2 separate regions of the Homo sapiens genome follow, and region 2 is linked to region 1. Evidence: chromatin loops called from intact Hi-C (ENCODE). Cell type or tissue: heart right ventricle. All regions are shown on one strand. Each heading gives the region's core, and the rest is flanking DNA. Links, peaks and the distances in the headings are about the cores only.

Evidence for each region. A loop is a pair of places that touch in the nucleus more often than their neighbours do. Peaks named below come from ENCODE experiments on the same cell type or tissue, not always from the same donor. Only the 100,000 strongest peaks of a DNase experiment are listed, where the experiment ranks them.
Region 2: a loop joins it to region 1, with 2.6 times the contacts of the local background. A loop is called at or near these places in 28 of 110 quality-filtered maps.

What each region holds. Positions count from the first base shown.
Region 1 is chr10:125,151,890-125,154,789 of GRCh38, forward strand. All of the region lies in intron 1 of CTBP2 (C-terminal binding protein 2), which reads right to left. Among named protein-coding and RNA genes, the nearest start is that of CTBP2, 7.2 kb to the right of the region's middle. RefSeq lists an enhancer at 1-551. In heart right ventricle, for the core only: a CTCF peak has its summit at 1,444; a DNase peak (open chromatin) is centred at 1,342; H3K4me3 peaks cover 86 bases; H3K27ac peaks cover 2,310 bases.
Region 2 is chr10:124,999,513-125,002,412 of GRCh38, forward strand. The region is part of intron 5 of CTBP2 (C-terminal binding protein 2); the gene reads right to left. LOC124902520 (a long non-coding RNA gene) reads left to right here and starts at 340. Exons shown (of 2, transcript XR_007062329.1): 1 at 340-939; 2 at 1,146-1,982. RefSeq lists an enhancer at 829-1,329. In heart right ventricle, for the core only: a CTCF peak has its summit at 1,179 (motif pointing right); DNase peaks (open chromatin) are centred at 239, 879, 1,059 and 2,239; H3K27ac peaks cover 2,500 bases.

The DNA.
Region 1 (2,900 bases), core at 281-2,780:
GGGAGGAAGGAGGAAGTGGGCACGGAGCGGGGGGAGGGGGCAGGGCCCATTCTCACACCTCTCAACGACTTCCCCGCGGCGGGAAGCGGCTCCATTTACAAGTGTAAAGGCGAGGCGCGAGGTGGGGGGGCCCGGGGGTGTCAGATACCGCGGCCCGCGGAGGGGCCAGGGTGGGGCCGCCAAGTGCCCTGCGGGGGGAAGAGGGCACAGCTGGGGCGGGGCCGCGCCGCCAGGTGTTCTGGCCCGCGGGGGCGGGGCCTCCAGGTCCACCCGCCGGGAGGAGAGGGGCGAACCCCAGGGATGGAGGGGGCTTCACCTGGGGCTCGGGAGCCAGGAACCCCGGGACCCCGGGACCCCAGAAGCCCGGACGCCAGGAGGCCCGTCCTTGCAGCAGGGTGGGGCACCCCCGCGGTCCGGGAAATGCAGGAGACCCCGCCCCCTCCAGGTAGAGCGCGGCCAGGTGTGGCGGACTGGCGCTCCCCGCAACAGAAGGTCGCGCAGGACACCGGAAGTCGTCCTGGAGTCAGTCTGAGCGGATCGCAGGGGTTCCAGGCGCCCCAGGCCCCCCACACCGCGAGTCACAGGAACAAGGAGGAAAAACAGCCTCTTTATGACTTGGGGGAGGCAATTCAATATTTCTTCCTGGCATAAAATAGGAATTGCTCTATTTACCCAGCCCGCAGGAGCGTCGTGAAGATTAATGACTGTGAAATGTTTTTAAGATCAAAAACATTCCCAGATTTTACTTGTAGGCACTTATATGTGCATATTGGTATCTGTACAGCAAAATATACTCTTTATTGATTGCCCTCCTAGTGTGACTTCTATTCCGTAATCTGAAAGCCCCGAGATAAAGGAATCAGGTCTGTCTCTGCCTGCTCCTGAAACACTAGGAAATATGGGTAGGAAATGTCAGGTCAGCTGGGCATCTACGCTGAGCCTCTATCCAGTCCGCAGGGCAGATAGAGCAATCCAGAGTGCGGACCACAGCTGAACGTCTGGAGAAAGGGAAAAAACTTTAAGATTATTGGTCACCCCCCACTGGGAAGAAAACACAGTATCCTCCCCAGCTCATTAGGAGGTGCTCCCAAAGCCTGAGTCTCCATCAGGGTCTCGGGTGTTTGCAGAGCCTTGGCTGGCACTGGGAGCCAATGGTCAGCCAAGTTCTGCCTGTGCCAGGAGCCCACGCAGCCCATCTGGCCCGGCAGCTCCAACAGCAAGGCCTCCCTGTTCCGAGCAGAGTAAGGCCACATGACCGCACAGAGGACAATGTTGGGCTTCCCAGGGGTGTCTCCACTCCAGGCTGAACATTCTCAGTTCCCTCAACCGTTCCTGGGACATGGCTTTAAGAGCTCTCTCGGGCCCTGCCCGCTGCTGGCGCTGGCTGTACTCCAGGTGGGCAGGCCTGGGAGCTGGCTGCAGCAACACCAAGTGGGGTGTCCAGGATCCAGATGGATTTGCAAGCACTGCCCCCACCCGTTCCCTTGGTCTCCCTGGACCTGAACAAGCAGCGGATAAGCCGACTGTGTTTGCACTTCTAGACTGCACGAAAGACCATCCATCAGCAAAATAATAAACTCACAGCTAGAGCTCATTTAAAAGGAAAGGTGCACAAACTCCTGGCCTTTCACCCCCTCCAGCAGAGAAACCTCGAATGCTCTGTTTTCCCCTCCAAACTCTTCTCCTCTCATTTCCCCTCTCCACCCTCCCGCTGCCACACACACACCTGCGGCAGGTACAATACTATCACTTCCAGGTTAGATTCTGGCCACTTACACCATAAAATGATTCTTTGCTAGCCTCATTTTATAGATGAGATTTTTAAATTCCATCTTGGAAAAAGAAAAGCCCCATTAGGCCAGAGGAGTTGATCTCCCTCCACGGTCTAGGTCTTCGGTTCCTTCCAGAGAAACTTCCTCAGGTTCCATGACTCCATAATAAAGTTTTTGTTTGTCCTGGGACGGGACAGATTGCTGGAGGCCAGATTTCAGGCATGGCTGGAGCACAGCCACGATAAGCTGGACTTTACAAGCCCTGAGCTTGCTTGTGCTGCAGGAAGACCTACACACACTGTCTCTGTGACACATCCTTTAACGTGGCCCTTCCAGGCTTCTGCCACAACGTGGGCTGGAATGAGACACAGAAATATTGCCACTATTTCCAGACAATCTTTAAGGCAGCTGACAGTTTCTTTTAGTCATAATTAAGGATTTGTTTTAATGCAAGAAGCACATTTCTGCTGATCAGAGGAGAGCTTTGGAGGAAGCACAAATCAGCAATACAATGGAAGGTAAGTATTTTTGTATTTTATAAATGAGAAGGATTTTTAGAACCCCACGGATGAAAAGCCCAGCCCTCCCTCTCCCCCCTCACCCCTGCCTCCAGGGCTTTTCTGGACTCACAGAAGGCAACAAAACCAAAGGCAAGGCTGGCCACCACCAGGATCAGGGGCAGACAACAGCAGCTATTCAGGGTTCCCATCCTTTAAACACCAACCGATCTTTGGGAAAAACGAAGTCTCTATTATTACCTAGGACAAAAGTCACAATTCTCTATAGAAACAAAATCATCACTTGTCCCATTCATAAGATCCCAACCATTTCATCACAATTTTTGTGAATATTAAGCCAACTCTAGGCAACCATCTGTTAAATTTAGTTAGGTAAACAGCTAAAGCAGATCACTTTCTAAAACATTCACTGAGGGAGGGACTAGGCATATACACATGCAAACTACAACTGGTTCTCACCGAGTGTCGTTGCTAAAAAAACTGAACAGGCTTCAGACACCAACAATGGTTAATGATCTACATATTATCTACATATTCCACTTAAGGTGAGGGTTAGAAAGTGAGGGGCCAGGAATGCACCTCCCTTAAGCTACAGAGTTGGTTCCACTTT
Region 2 (2,900 bases), core at 204-2,703, 150 kb before region 1:
TAGGTCTAGGGCCTTGAGAGTGACCCGCTTAGCAAGACACACAGCTCAGAGAAGGTGAAGCCACTGTGAGCAGGTCACCCACCCACCCAACGTGGCCACTGAGGGCTCCTCTGGGCCACCGACCCCTGCCAAGGGACCAGTGTGGTTGACGGTGACTGAGGCCGACCAACTTTCCCACGAGCTGGATGCCAGGAATCTTGCAGGAAACTGGCCTCATTCATTTGAAATAGCTCAGCAGAGAAGCTGGGGCTTGATCACATGCCATGTTATTATTAAGTCAGACAGACTGAGGCTGATGCCAGAGGTTCAAGAAAATCTTTGGCGGCTGGGACAATTTTCATTCCTCGGGCAGGCTAAAGCCCAGCAGGGAGGCCCCGCAGCAGAATCACCCTCAAGGACGCTGGCTCCGTGCTGCTGCCGGGGCTGGCTCGGCAGTGCTGCCTGGCGTCAACAGCAGCACCTCCTCCTAGGAGATGAGCTGATGCTGGCTGGGAGACCCCACAAGGCCACGTGTGTAAAGGCACCCGGGTGGGTGGGTGGCACAAAAAGGCAGGTTGAGGCAGGACATCTGGTCAGTCTTCTCACCGAACTTGGACATTCAGCTCCGTGGTTCCACTGCTCACCGGAGTGCAGAGTCCCAGGACGGGGAGATGGTGCAGGAGGAAGAGCTGCAGCCACTGCCTGGGATGGCAGAACCTTCCCACCCAGACCGCGGCGGCGCCACTGCCAGGAACCTCCATAACCCTCACCGCTCTCTCGGAGGGAGCATCTTCTTAGCTGTCCTCTATCGCTCTGTGGATGCAGCCTCCCTTCTGGATGAGTCAAGCTGATCCTTCAAGTGCCACACGATGGGTGGCTCTGATACTCGCAGGCTGGGCCTCCCAGCATCCACGGAGCCTGGAAAACGGCCCCAAAGAGGCAAGCTGCTTTTCTCTCACGGTCAGTGCCATCGTGCTTTAATCCCTTCATGACTGCCGCTGGCAAGGAAACCACATAAACCAGCTTGCTAGAGGCGGCGGGGGTGGGGAGGGGTGTAGGGCCCTCTCGAGGTCTTCCCGGCTCGTGGGGAGAAGTGCAGGTGAGCAGCTTCCTCAAGCCTTGCCCTGCTCTTGCCGTGAAGCGCTGACTCTCGCCTGTCATTCCAGGGCTGACAGCTCAGAGCCTTGCGATCCCAGAAGGTGTCACCAGAGGCCTAGTGTGCTGCCTCGTGCAACATGGAGGGCCTTGTTTTCTGGGCCTGCGAGGGACCCTCTTTCATCAGGAGAGGGCCTGCCTGCAGCCACCTGCCGCTCCCAGCCCTCAGCACAAAAGGCCCGTTGACCGCATGATGTGGGGAATATGCATTCGGAGACAAAGGACGTCTGGACAGAGGCTCATTTTCCGCCTCCAGAGTCTACATTCGAAAAGTGCCCTTTAAAAGGGCCCCGCAGATGTCTTCCAAGCGCCCTTATCAGATGGGACCAGGATCAATGAAAATCCACCACTCACAGCCCTTCTACATTTTCCAAAACCGCAGTCCCTGGTCCTGGTCGTCTTCTGTGGGTCTCAGAACTCAGGGAACACAACCTCCCATCTCGGCCCTCCCAGGCCCCCTGTCATTGAGGCCTTGGTGCCTTTCTGGCCCCACTGCCTGTGCGGGGCACTTCTAGAAATGGAGAAATAGGAAGTTCCACAGGCAAGGACCTCCCCTCTCTCCCTGGAAAGCAGCGTCTGGTCCAGCCGAGGAAGGGCAGGGTCAGCACCCGTATGGGCCTGGGAGCTGTGTGGTGAGGGGCCGACGTGCTGGAGAAGCAAGAGGTGCGGGGGACAAGGATTTGAGAGCCCCTGGCACATGAAGCTGTATTCTCCTCTGCTGTTGAAACTTGGGATTTCAGCTCTACCCAGAGCACAAAGGACATTTGTTTTCAAACAAAAATATCCTTGTTTGTGCCAGGGAAAGATGGAAAATTTTAGTTTATATTAAACACGCCTTTGAAGACTCACATCTTCTGGAGTGTCTTTGTTCCAACAGAGGGGCTCGGAAGGACGCCGTGGCTGGTAGCAAGTGAGGGGTGTGGGGAGGGTGAGGGGTGGATGTGTGAAGCTGCTGCTTCCAGGACCCTAAGGGGTGTGGAATCTGAGTGACTCTCTCTCCTTCCCTGGCCTTTTGCTTTGGGATTTGCCCGTGGGGCAGCCCCACCCCACTGCGTCCTGACCCCTGTGAGTGTACGGGCAGCTCCCTGCTCGCCCGGCTCCCCAGCCCTGCTCCTGACACCAAGACCCACCCAGTGCTTCCGGTACCTGGGTGCTGCCCCGACTGGCCGTGAAGGATTCAACTAAGATTCTGACCCATACACTCCATGCCCCAGGCTAAGGCTGTGGAGAGACAGCTGGAGCCCATGGGGGTGGCCTCCCTGAAAACGTGGCCGGTGGTGCCCGAGAGCAGGATTCTCAGATGTATGTAACACTCCGCTCACACACAGAGCCCATCTGACACCCAGCCCGTCCCGGAAGCACCGGGGCCCACTGGGGCCTTAGCCGATGGGAGAGAGGTGGGGAAATAGCGCCTGGGCTATTCCTGGAGCACAGGAAGAGCTGTTCCAAGGCCAGGCTGCTGCCTTGGAATTCATGGTGCCTCATGAATTTGGGGCACCTCAGCACTCGTAAGGCAGAGTACAGCCCCCACCCCCAAAATGCAGGGGTGGCGTGTTCCAAACACAGAGCAAGCACAGTGCCCACCTGGCCCTCTCCCGAGGACGCTCGATGCCAGCGGTCTGCTTCTTGTGCCTCTGCACTCAGCACTCACGAGCTCACACGGGGTGCTGGGCAGAGGCCCCCCTCAACATGCACCCCCAGCCGCAAGTGCATGGGGCCGATAAGCAGCTTTGAAGCCCCCAACTCTGGGTTCCCGCCTGCTGCCT